3 separate regions of the Homo sapiens genome follow, and all the other regions are linked to region 3. The links are chromatin contacts, found by Hi-C or POLR2A ChIA-PET in ENCODE. All regions are on one chromosome and are shown on one strand. Each heading gives the region's core, a stretch centred on a gene start or an enhancer-like site at or near the end of the contact. The rest is flanking DNA. Distances are from core to core; before and after follow the strand shown.

The links. Hi-C counts contacts between places; a loop is a spot of excess contacts on that map. ChIA-PET counts read pairs that join two places held with the same protein, here RNA polymerase II (POLR2A). Pooled maps may share reads with other maps.
Region 1: a loop to region 3 is called in a map of CD8-positive, alpha-beta T cell, with 10 times the contacts of the local background. The contact joins the promoter of LINC03011 here to the promoter of RABGEF1 in region 3. A Hi-C loop is called at or near these places in 10 of 168 maps with a recorded cell type or tissue (CD4-positive, alpha-beta T cell, CD4-positive, alpha-beta memory T cell, CD8-positive, alpha-beta T cell and 5 more), 9 of 37 single-sample maps with no recorded cell type and 22 of 50 pooled maps. POLR2A ChIA-PET finds 5 or more read pairs at or near these places in 23 of 52 experiments (A549, B cell, CD4-positive, alpha-beta T cell and 17 more).
Region 2: a pooled map shows a loop between it and region 3 (2.8-fold over the local background). The contact joins the enhancer-like site here to the promoter of RABGEF1 in region 3. A Hi-C loop is called at or near these places in 4 of 37 single-sample maps with no recorded cell type and 7 of 50 pooled maps. POLR2A ChIA-PET finds 5 or more read pairs at or near these places in 4 of 52 experiments (BJ, WTC11, activated B cell and 1 more).

Annotation. Positions count from the first base shown.
Region 1 is chr7:66,492,208-66,496,048 of GRCh38, forward strand. It overlaps LINC03011 (long intergenic non-protein coding RNA 3011), which reads left to right and starts at 1,425. Exons shown (of 2, transcript NR_134573.1): 1 at 1,425-1,530; 2 at 3,048-3,267. RefSeq lists an enhancer at 1,114-1,323.
Region 2 is chr7:66,876,022-66,879,930 of GRCh38, forward strand. It overlaps the pseudogene GTF2IP23. Among named protein-coding and RNA genes, the nearest start is that of LINC02604, 26 kb to the right of the region's middle. Within about 2 kb of position 1,715, at least 2 of the 41 ENCODE cell types and tissues checked have a DNase peak (open chromatin) inside an H3K27ac peak, as active enhancers do.
Region 3 is chr7:66,738,168-66,742,305 of GRCh38, forward strand. It overlaps RABGEF1 (RAB guanine nucleotide exchange factor 1), which reads left to right and starts at 2,566. Exons shown (of 9, transcript NM_014504.3): 1 at 2,566-2,625. RefSeq lists enhancers at 2,180-2,229, 2,243-2,909 and silencers at 2,360-2,629, 2,650-2,789.

The DNA.
Region 1 (3,841 bases), core at 175-2,674, 250 kb before region 3:
CTGTCCCACTCTCCCTCTCACCAAGTTCGAACCCCTAGCTAGTTTTCAGAGGAGTAGAGTGTGTACCCCAATCCCAACTGGGTATGGTTCAGATCTGCATTTAACTCATGAAGCCTGGCTGCTCCGCAGGTCCTGGAGAAAAAAAGAGTCTCGCTGCAGGTATGATACAGGACAGGCTTGTCCCCAGGACCCGCCTGTCCCCAGGAAGAGGGAAGCCCAATGTCCCACCAGGTTGGCAGGGCTGGGGAAGGGAAAGTGTTATAGTAGCCCCAAGACTAAAAAGAGGCAGCAGAGGGAGCAGGACAGTGCTCCCATGGAACTCAAGCCGCTGCCTGAGTGAGGTGAGGGAAGAGTGCACCCACTGACATCAGGGGGCAGAGAGGTGCGGTTCCAGCGCGGCTTTTCCCCTTGCGTCTTGCCATGTGACTCTGATCCCCTCCAGGTGAGCCTGCCCACTTTGGGCCCAGGGTTGCCGCTGGGGCCTGTACCCAAAAGCAGCCCCCCATGGCCATGACCCCACTCCCAGGAGTGGGGCAGAGCAGGGAGGAGTCCTGGAAAGAGGAGACGCAGGGACAAGAAGGAATGGGCCTCAAACTCCAGGAGGGGGACCTTCTCATGGGTCCTGTTTTCTGGTCTCTCCTCGCTTACCCCTGGGCTGATCACCCTGGGAAGAACTGAGCCAAGGTTTCTCACCCTCAGGTCCAAGGGGTTCAATTACCGGGCCCTTAGGGAGATGCGAGCCCCCTAAAACGATGCAAAGTTCCTGGCCTAATTTTTATATTTTTAGTAGACATGGGGTTTCACCCATGTCTACTGATCGGAATGCCTCGAGCACACAAAATGTTGGAATTTACAGGCGTGAGCCAACGTGCCCGGCCAGCCCTATTTATTTCAGCCTATACATTTTGCACTTGTTAAAAGTATTTGAACATACAATTATCATGTTTTCTTTAAGCAGTCCCTCCCTGTTGTACACTTGGATAGTTTATTTTTTTAGACAAGGTTTACCTCCGTCTCGCAGGATGGAGTGCTGTGATGGGATCATAGCTCATTGCAGCCTTGAACCTTGGGGTTCAAGTATCTGGGAAGCTGAGGTGGGACTACAGAGATGGGGTCGCGCCATGTTGCCCAGGCAGCTCTTTAACTCCTGGCCTGAACGGATCCTTCCGCCTCGGCCGAGCCTGGACATAGTTTTCTAGTTTTGACCCACAGAAACACTGTGCTGGGTCGGAGTTTGTCAACCACCCTTCTCCAGCCAGCAACACACAGAACATGGCGGGGAAGTCGCGGTTACCAGGCTCCACTCCGAGGAAAAACCAGCGCAGCTCCAGGCACTGTAGCGCCACTGTGACGTCGCCGAAGGCCGGCGCTATTACGACGCCGGAAGGCCCGCGCCTGTGACGTCAGCTGAGGCGCGCCCCTGTGATATCTCACAGGCCCGCCCCTTCTGTAGAACCAATCGGAACTCGAGGCGCAGCGGCTGGGTATTCCAGGAGAGCGCATGCGCAGACGCATGGCCACAGACTGCCGGTCAGTGTCAGCAGGCGGTGGGTTAGGGTCCGCAGGCCCAGACCAGGCCGCCGACACCAATAAGCTACAAGGAGGAGCTTTACCGCTGCCTGTACTACTACTGCCTGCGCTACTTCCCAGCCTGCGGCGTAGGGCGCAGCAAGGGCCTGACGCTTAGCGAGCAGGCGCTGCGCACCAAGCGGCTGTCGCCTGGAGGGCACGTTCAGGCAGAAGCTCCTCAGTGGCCACAAGTCCGCTAGCTCCGGCTACAGCCCTTGCCGCACACTCGCGTCACCTGAGCCTGTGTAGGTGCGCCCCCCAACTCCTCCCCCAGCCAGGTCCCGGGGACGCCGGCAGCGTCCCCCACCCCTGGCGCCGCTCATCCTGGGCAGGATCGGCCCCGTCTGAGGCTGCACCGCATTAGGGAGCTGCACCCCTCGGCTTGACCTCTGATGGCCGTTGCAACAACATCAAAGCCTTTGGAACTTTGTAGGGGGTACGAGGGGCTAGGAAACCAAGAAAACATCTTTTTAAAAATATAAGCGATCGGGCCGGGCGCGGTGGCTCACGCCTGTAATCCCAGCACTTTGGGAGGCCGAGACAGGTGGATCACGAGGTCGGGAATTCAAGACCATCCTGGCCAGCATGGTGAATCCCGTCTCTACTAAAAATGCAAAAATTAGCCGGGCGTGGTGGCGGGCACATGTAATACCAGCTATTCGGGAGGTTGAGGCAGAGGCAGACAATTGCTTGAACCCGGGAGGCAGAGGCTGCAGTTAGCCGAGATCGTGCCACTGCACTCTAGCCTGGGCGACAGACCAAGACTCCGTCTAAAAAATAAAAAACTATATATATGTGTGTGTATATATATATATATATATGCGATGGAGCCCGGGAGGTTGAGGTTACTGTGAGCCGAGATTACACCACTGCACTTCAGCCTGGGTGACAGAGGGAGACCCTGTCTCTAAAAAAAAAATATATGCAAGTGAGAGCTTTTCTTCCAGTGCTCATGCTCAGACTGAAGAAAGTTATTGGGCCGGCCCAGTGGCTCACACCCGTAATCCCAGCACTTTGGGAGGCCTAGGTGGGCGGATCCCTTGAGCTCAGGCGTTCCAGACTAGCTTGGGCAACATGGTGAAATTCGGTCTCTACAAAAATACAAAAAATTATCTGGGCGTCGTGGTGGGCGCCTGTAGTCCCAGCTACTCAGGAGGCTGAGGCAGGAGAGTGGTGTGAACCCGGGAGGCGGAGCTTGCAGTGAGCGGAGATCGCTCCACTGCACTCCAGCCTGGGCCACAGAGCGAGACTCCATCACACACACACACAAAAAATTAGCTGGGCATGGTGGCACGGGCTTGTAGTCCCCTCTGCTTGCGGGGCTGAGGCGGGAGGATCGCTTGAGCCCAGGAGGTGGAGGCTGCAGTGAGCGGTGATCTCGCCACTGCACTCCAGCCTGGTCGACAGAGTGAGACACTGTGTCAAAAAAAGAAAAAAGAGAAAGTAACTGATCTGTGTTTTTGTCTGATTTCCTACAGGATGCCGAAGGACCTGTTCAAAGTATTTTCTGTAACTCCAACTGTAACTTGGTTCTAGGAGGAGAGAATCCATGTTTGGTCAACAGAACTTTTCGCCGCCACTTAAGTTTACTGCTTCAATATCTTTTCCTTACTAATTGATTGTTAATTAAGTAGTGTCCAAGTGAGTTAGCCTTTTTAGGGTTGATTAATTAAAAGAGCAGCAAGAATGGCATTTTAACTCTTCTGGTTTTTGGGGTTTTTTTTTCAGTTACTATGATAACTCTTTTCAAGTCCACAAATGATTTGTTCTTAGCTGTAAAGAAGAGGTCAGAAATGTAAGTGGGGAGAGAACAAAGATAGGAATATGTGTAAGATTTCTACCTAAATGTTGGCAGGGCACGGTAGCTTATGTCTGTAATCCCAGCACTTTGGGAGACCTAGGTGGTCGATCGCCTGGAGTCAGAAGTTCGAGACCAGCCTGGCAAACATGGCAAAACCCCATCTCTACTAAAAATACAAAAATTAGATGGGCGTGGTGGTGGGCGCCTTTAGTCCCAGCTACTTGGGAGGCTGAGGCAGGAGAATCGCTTGAACCTGTGAGGCCAATGTTGCGGTGAGCCAAGATCATGCCACTGCGCTACAGCCTGGGCAACAAAGCAAGACTCCATCTAAAAAAAAGACTTCTACCTAAATGTCACAGACTACTCTGAAGGTTAATATTTGGTATTGTGATGTATATTGCACAGTGTGTCAACCTCAAATAATCAAAAGGGTCAGAATCTAAAGGGAGTTTATTCATGCACAGAGTTTAA
Region 2 (3,909 bases), core at 465-2,964, 140 kb after region 3:
TCTTGCTCTGTTGCCCATGCTGGAGTGCAGTGGCATGATCTCGGCTCACTGCAACCTCTGCTTCCTGGGTTCAAGCAATTCTCCCACCTCAGCCTCCTGAGTAGCTGGGATTACAGGCGTGCACCAGCATGCCCGGCTAATTTTTGTATTTTTAGTAGAGATAAGGTTTCGCCATGTTGGTCAGGATGGTCTCGAACTTCTGACCTCAGGTGAGCCACCCTCCTTGGCCTCCCAAAATGCTGGGGATTACAGGTCTGAGCCACTGTGCCCGGTCAAAGGCAGCTTTTTTATTTTTATTTTTTTTTGAGAGAAAGTTTGGCTCTTGCTGCCCAGGCTGGAGTGCAGTGGCGTGATCTCGGCTCACTGCAACCTCTGCCTCCTGGGTTCTAGTGATTCTCCTGCCTCGGCCTCCTGAGTAGCTGGGATTACAGTCATGTGCCATCATAGCCGGCTAATTTTTTGTATTTTTAGTAGAGACAGGGTTTCACCGTGTTAGCCAGGATAGTCTCGATCTCCTGACCTCAGGTGATCCACCTGCCTTGGCCTCCCAAACTATTGGGATTATAGGTGTGAGCCACCGCGCCCAGCCAAAGTCAGCTTTTTAAAGGGTTGCACAGCACTGCATATGCTACTTAAAATGAGATTATTATTCTTCATTCTTAGAATCCCAGTTAGTTTTATTGGTTGATAAATTCCCAGTTACTCGTACTCACAAGCACAACATTGATGATGAGTCTGACATATTTTTTTTTTCTTTTTTTTTTTAATTGATCATTCTTGGGTGTTTCTCACAGAGGGGGATTTGGCAGGGTCACAGGACAATAGTGGAGGGAAGGTCAGCAGATAAACAAGTGAACAAAGGTCTCTGGTTTTCCTAGGCAGAGGACCCTGAGGCCTTCCGCAGTGTTTGTGTCCCTGGGTACTTGAGATTAGGGAGTGGTGATGACTCTTAAGGAGCATGCTGCCTTCAAGCATCTGTTTAACAAAGCACATCTTGCACCGCCCTTAATCCATTCAACCTTGAGTGGATACAGCACATGTTTCAGAGAGCACAGGGTTGGGGGTAAGGTCACAGATCAACAGGATCCCAAGGCAGAAGAATTTTTCTTAGTACAGAACAAAATGAAAAGTCTCCCATGTCTACCTCCTTCCACACAGACACGGCAACCATCCGATTTCTCAATCTTTTCCCCACCTTTCCCCCCTTTCTATTCCACAAAACCGCCATTGTCATCATGGCCCGTTCTCAATGAGCTGTTGGGTACACCTCCCAGACGGGGTGGTGGCCAGGCAGAGGGGCTCCTCACTTCCCAGTAGGGGCGGCCGGGCAGAGGCGCCCCTCACCTCCCGGACGGGGCGGAGTCTGACATCTTTTCGTAACTCAAGAATCATTAGTATGACTGCCCCATGGAGGCATACTGCTCTCTCTCAGGTTTATTTCAATAATAAAACCTTTGGAAATTTTAATAGTGAAACCTACTTAAGGCCCTTTGCTCAAGAAGTCAGAATCACTGATCACTGCAATTACTCCCATGGCAGCTATAGAGCAACTTAACAGGATAATAGTGAATAAGATAAATTACACTTCAGATTCTTAATGGATTGATGTGCAAAAGTATATAAGGGAAGATGAGTGTGGGAGAGGAGTGCCTTTCAAATTTCTGCACACAGCAATAAAATAGGGAACTGGGCCATTGTAGCCATTACTGTTAGGGATTAGTCATCTAGTAACAAGCTCTGGGGCTCAGTGGTGGGTAGCACATCCTGTTTATTATAGACAACAAATTGGGTTAATTCTCTTGTTTGTGTGTCTCTGTGGAGGGGTTGGAAATTCTAGGTGATTTGCTAATTGTCTGATTTAGAATACTCCCCTTTCTACTAAATAATTAGTGTCTTTGGTGTGAAAATAGGGAGGCAGACCAGTTTTACAAATAGCTGCTGGCCTGGAGAATAACAGTTTCTACCAAGTGAGTGGTTAAAAAAGGCAGCCTGGAAAAATAACTGTGGGATGGTAAGTGTTTCTTATTTTCAAGGCTAACATAAGTTCTTCCTATGTGTTGGGGATGGAGGAGGGGATGGGTCGGTTAAGAAGTGAGTACAGTGCTTGCTTTTGCTTTGAGTGTCCCTCAATTTGTGTTTAGGAAAGAAGAGTGAGTATGTGGTTATATGGGTAGGGGGTGGGCCAGGGAAGGGGCCCAAGGTAGGAAATTCAGGAGACTTCACTGTAGTTCCACCCTTAGGGATATCCTTGGCACCTGGTCACATTATGGATGCCTCACCGTCTGCTGGGTATCAATTTTTTTTTTCTTTAGAGATGGAGTTTCACTCTTGTTGCCCTGGCTGGGGTGAAATGGTGCAATCTTGGCTCACTGCAATCTCCACCTCCTGGGTTCAAAGGATTCTCCTGCCTCAGCCTTCCGAGTAGCTGGAATTACAGGCATGTGCCACCACACCTGACTAATTTTGTATTTTTACTAGAGACGGGCTTTCTCCATGTTGGTCAGGCTGTTCTTAAACTCCCGACCTCAGGTGACCTGCCCGCCTTGGCCTCCCAAAGTGCTAAGATTACAGGCGTGAGCCACCTCGCCCAGCCAATCACAATTTTAAAAAACCACCATAGCCTAGTTAATGATGCTTATTAGCTTATTGCCACTAATCATTGTGCACACTCACTTCCTATATCAGAGTCTTTAAACTGCCCAATTTTTTTTTTTTTTCAGATGGAGTCTTGTTCTGTCGCCCAGGCTAGAGTACAGTGGCACAATCTTGGCTCACTGCAACATCTGCCTTCTGGGTTCAAGGGATTCTCGTGCCTCAGCCTCCCGAGCAGCTGGGATTGCAGGCATCCACCATCACGCCCAGCTAATTTTTGTATTTTTTAGTAGAGACGGGGTTTTACTATGTTGGTCAGTCTGGTCTCAAACTCATGACCTCAAGTAATCTGCCCACCTCCGCCTCCCAAAGTGCTGAGATTACAGGCGTGAGCCACCGTGCCCAACTTAAACTGCCCAATTTTAAGGGAACAATTGGGAAAACACTTGTTTAAAAAGGAAATGAAGGAGTTGCCACGATTGTGGTTAGCTGTGTGAAGACCCTAGAAAACCTATGTAAACTCCTGGGGGCTCACAGTCTTACTGCCTGGTCAAGAACCTTAGAAAACTTAGATGTACGTGTTAGGAGACCAGGTCTGAAAGCTCCCAGGGTTGTATAAACTTCTATACTAAGTTCCATGATACCCGATGGGTAGTCCCACATTTAGACATGCTATTGCTATTGCTGCTTCCTTCCTTATCATGAAAAGAGCAGAAGATGCAGACAATACATGAAGCAGGAAGACAAAGGGGAGACACTGAACTTGTCACCTACCTTTGGGTGCCCCTCATGCTTCATGTTTCCCATTGAGCCTCACTTATCAGTGACACAGGGAATGGTCCCTTTGCTGTCCACTTTCCCCGTGGCTGCCTGGAGGTAGGAGAGGCAGATCGTGTCACTTGCCGAGATTATGTTGCTGTGGATTCGTTGGAGGGACAGGAACAGGAAATCTTCCTGGTGGTGTATGTATCACTGGGGCTCACAGGGGTACTTTTTAATCTTCTCACTGGCCTCTGATTCTGTGACCCTGGTTATTATATGTTCAGAAAGTGTCAGCTTATTTGAAAGTGATACTCTTATTTTCTATTTAAACACTGCCAAAGACCATCACGCTTTTTTTTTTTAATTGAAACATTTTGGTATTTTTTATTTTTTGGAGATAGTCTTGCTCTTTCATATGAACATGAAGGGACTCATCGTCCTTCCCCTGCAGTATGTCTTTAATTTAATAACATGTCAATGAAGGGTCATGTCTGAATGAATTATAGAAGTTCAGGACCTAAAAAAGGAAGGTCCCAGAAACCGGGCTTTGGTTTA
Region 3 (4,138 bases), core at 1,316-3,815:
AGGCCACCACCTGGCTAATTTTTGTATTTTTAGTAGAGGTGGCGTTTCACCATGTTGGCCAGGCTGGTCTCAAACTCCTGACCTCAGGTGATCAGCCTGCCTTGGCCTCCCAAAGTGCTGGGATTACAGGCGTGAGCCACCATGCCCGGCCAGTCCTCTCTAGCTTAACCTTCACAAAGAAACTTTGAAATGATATTCAGTTTTTGTTACTGCTTTCCTCAGGCCTTTTCTGTCTTTAGCACCAACCTCTTCTGCTCAGCCCATTGAACACTCATTCTGGGCCCAGGGGTCTAGGCTCATGCCTGTAATCCCAGCACTTTTGGAGGCCGGGGTGGGCAGATTGCTTGAGTCCAGGAGTTCGAGACCAGCCAGGGCGACATGGCAAAACCTTGTCTCTACAAAAAAACCCCAAAAACTAGCTGGGTGTGCTGGCACACACCTATCATCCCAGCTACTAGGGAGGTGGAGGCAGAAGGATCACTTGAGCCAGGGAGTTGGAGGCTGGAGTGCGCCGAGATTGCACCACTGTGCTCCAGCCTGGGCAACAGAGTGAGACTCTAACTCAAAAAAAAAAAAAAAAAAGAAACACTCATTCTGTTTCACAGAATGGTTTATAGAATGGTGTGTTGCCTGATTCTGTAATCACAAAAGTCAGTTAAGAGCTTTAAAGTAAATGTTATTCTGTCTTTTGGTAATAGCAATTACCACCATCCAAGGTACTACTGTAAATAATTATTGTTTATTCCCTCCTCCACCTCCTCAGCACAGGTACTTTGTGTTTTTTTGTTTTGTTTTGTTTTTTGAGGAGGAGTTTCACTCGTTGCCCAAGCTGGAGTGCAATGGCGCAATCTCAGCTCACTGCAACCTCCGCTTCCCGGGCTCAAGTGATTCTCCTGCCTCAGCCTCCCAAGTTGCTGGGATTGCAGGCATGTGCCACCATGCCTGGCTAATTTTGTATTTTTAGTAGAGACAGGGTTTCTCCATGTTGGTCAGGCTGGTCTTGAACTCCCGACCTCAGGTGATCTGCCCGCCTCGGCTTCCCAAAGTGCTAGGATTACAGGCGTGAGCCACTGCGCCTGGCCTTACTTTTGTTTTATACTCTGTTGTACCCTCAGCGTAGCACACATTAGGCACTTAGGAAGAATCTGAGAAACGAATCAGTTAATCCCTACTTTACCAATAATGAATAAAGACTGAGAAACTCGGGCCGGGCGCAGTAGCTCACACCTATAATCCTAGCACTTTGGGAAGCCAAGGTGGGCGGATCACTTGAGGTCAGGATTCAAAACCAGCCTGGCCAACATGGTGAAACCCTGTCTCGACTAAAAATACAAAAAAAAAAATATGAGCTGGGCGTGGTGGCGGGTGCCTGTAATTCCAGCTACTTGGGTGGCTGAGGTGGGAGAATCGCTTGAACCTAGGAGGCGGAGGTTGCAGTAAGCCGAGATCGCACGACTGAACTCCAGTGTGGGCGACAGAGTGAGAGTCTCAAAAAAAAAAAAAAAAAAAAAAAAAATAGACTGAAAAATTACGCAACCTGTCCAAGAACACTACAGCGACAATTAGCAAAGCTGGGATTTTAACCCAGGTCTATCTCACAGCCACAGCATAGTATTTTCTTTTTTTTCTTGCTGTGACTGCACGTTACGCCATACATGGCATTCAGGACGCAGAGGAATTAGTATTTACTGTTTTTAACATTCCTTACATGGGAATCACGTAAAGAATCAGGTAAACAGGATTCAATTTGTGACTCAACCATTAATACTTTGTGACACTGGCTAATTTATTTCACTTCTGGATGTCGGTTATGTTTTTTTTGAGACAGGATCTCGCTCTGCTGTCACCCGGCCTGGAGTTCAGTGGAGGGATCTCTGCACCGTCAACTTCCTGGGCTATCAAGCGATCCTCCCACCTCAGCCTCCCTGGTAGTTGGGACCACAGGTGCCCGCCATCATGTCCGGCTGATTTGTAAAATTTCTTTTGTAGAGATGGTGACCTTGCTCTGTGGCCCAGGCTGGTCTCGAACTCCTGGACTCAAGCGATCCTCCTGCCTGGGCCTCCTAAAGATTCAGCTGCTTTTGGATCAACCGATCGCCTTAAGACCTTTTAACTCGAACACCTGTCACATCCTAGGATCCGCGAAGGACTGAAACAGAGTTTCTGAAGCGTCCCTCGGCGCAGTAGCTCCGCTCCACCTCCCATTCGCGCTACCACCGCGGCCGCAGCCCCAGGAGTCGCCGCGGAGCCAGCGTCGCCCTCCAGCTGTTGCGCGTCGGAAGCCGGAAGCAGGGACTGAGCGACAGACTAGGAAACGCCGGTTTCTCCGGGGCTCCCCAGCGCCCCACCTTTACCCCGGAGGCCGCCCTCTTCCATTTGCTCTTGGGCGTCAGGGCGGTACCCCACTCCGCTCGACCCTTTGGATCCACTCGCACTTCCTCCCGTCCAGAGTCAAAGGCCCCGGAAGTGACGTTTACGCGCCGCGCGTAACGTGCGTTCGCTGGCGGTGCCGGGGGCGGGGCGAGCAGGAGGGTGGGTGTGAGGCGGGAGCTGGCCGCGGAGCCCAGACCTACCCGGGCGAAGCGGGCGAGCGGTGGTTTGGACGCCGGCGGAGACGCGGGCGAGGTACGGAGCGGACGGACTGGGGCTGAGAGCTGCTCGGCTCTCAGCTACAGGAGCGGGGCGGCGGGGCGTCTCGGGCTGGGGGTGGCAGGGCGGTCGGTCCGTGCCATCCGCGCGGCTGGGGCAGTTGCGCGTCGGTGCCTCCCGCTGTCCTTCGTCCCACATTCCGTCTCCGTCAGCGCCGCCTTCCCCGTTCCAGGCCGCCCTCGGCTCCCTTAATCCTCAGAGTGCGGCCTCTCCGTCCCAGACGCTAGTTGCCGGGATCTCCAGCGCCAGCCGAGCCCCGACGGCCTGACGCGGAGCATTTCCTGGCCGCCTCCCTCTCCGGCGGCTCCCCTCGCCCCGGCTCCCACCTTCCGTCCAGGCCGCTGGCTCCGAAGCAGCGTCTGTGGTCGCACGGGGCCCCTCCCACAACCTCCCCGGAAAGCGCTGGTATGGGACGCTCGGACCCAGACCACAGCCCCCGGCCGCGGCAGGGGCGCGGGGACTTGATCCCACGTCACCCTAGGGGGCAGAAGTGTCCCGGAGTTGGGAGGGGATTTGAAGCCTGTGGTCCTGACTTCCACCCCGTGGCTGAGGGCGAGGCTGCGGGGCCGGGGTTAGGAGCAGAAGTCCCTGCTTCCGAACCGTCTGGGAGGAGAGCCGAGGGATGCCCATCACGGCAGTTTAGGGAGAGAGAGGGAGGGACTCTGCCGCTTTGGAGGCTAGGTCATAGGCAGCTGGCGGTGTCTCAGCGCGGGTGACCAATCCTTGCGGTTGGGAAATGTGTCGTGGGCGCCCGTGGGCTCGTTTTGCCTTTGAGATTAGGTAGGAAATTTTCCCAGGACGAGTTTACCGGAGCACCTTGGGAGTTGGTTTTTGGCCTGGAGAGCTGCTTTCCCCCCTCTAAACCTAGAACTGCTTTGTTTTTATTTATTATTTTTTTCGACATGGGATCTCACAGTGTTGCCCAGGCAGGTGTGAAACTCCTGGCCTTAAGTGATCCTCCCGCCTCGGCCTCCCAGAGTGTTGGGATTATAGGCGTGAGCCATTGCGCGGCTTTAACTGCTGTTAAAGAGTGTGTTCCGGCCGGGTGCGGTGGCTCACGTCTGTAATCCCAGCATTTGGAAGGCCAAGGCAGGCGGATCATGACGTCAGGAGCTTGAGACCATCCTCCCTAACACGGTGAAACCCCGTCTCTACTACAAATAAAAAAAAAAAAGAAAAAGAAAATTTGCCGGGCATCGTGGCGGGCACCTGTAGTCCCAGCTACTCTGGAGGCTGAGGCAGGAGAATGGCATGAACCCGGGAGGCGGAGGTTGCAGTGAGCCGAAATCGTGCCACTGCACTCCAGCCTGGGCGACAGAGCTAGACTCTATCTCAAAAAAAAAACTAAGAGTCTGTTCCTTAAAATTGTTGTACCAAGAAACTTGCCAGAGATGCAAGAAAATGTGATTATATTGTTAATATTTAATGATAAATAACATTTTGCTTTTAAGAGTCACTGATTCATATCCGCAGGATTAAGAAATGTTCA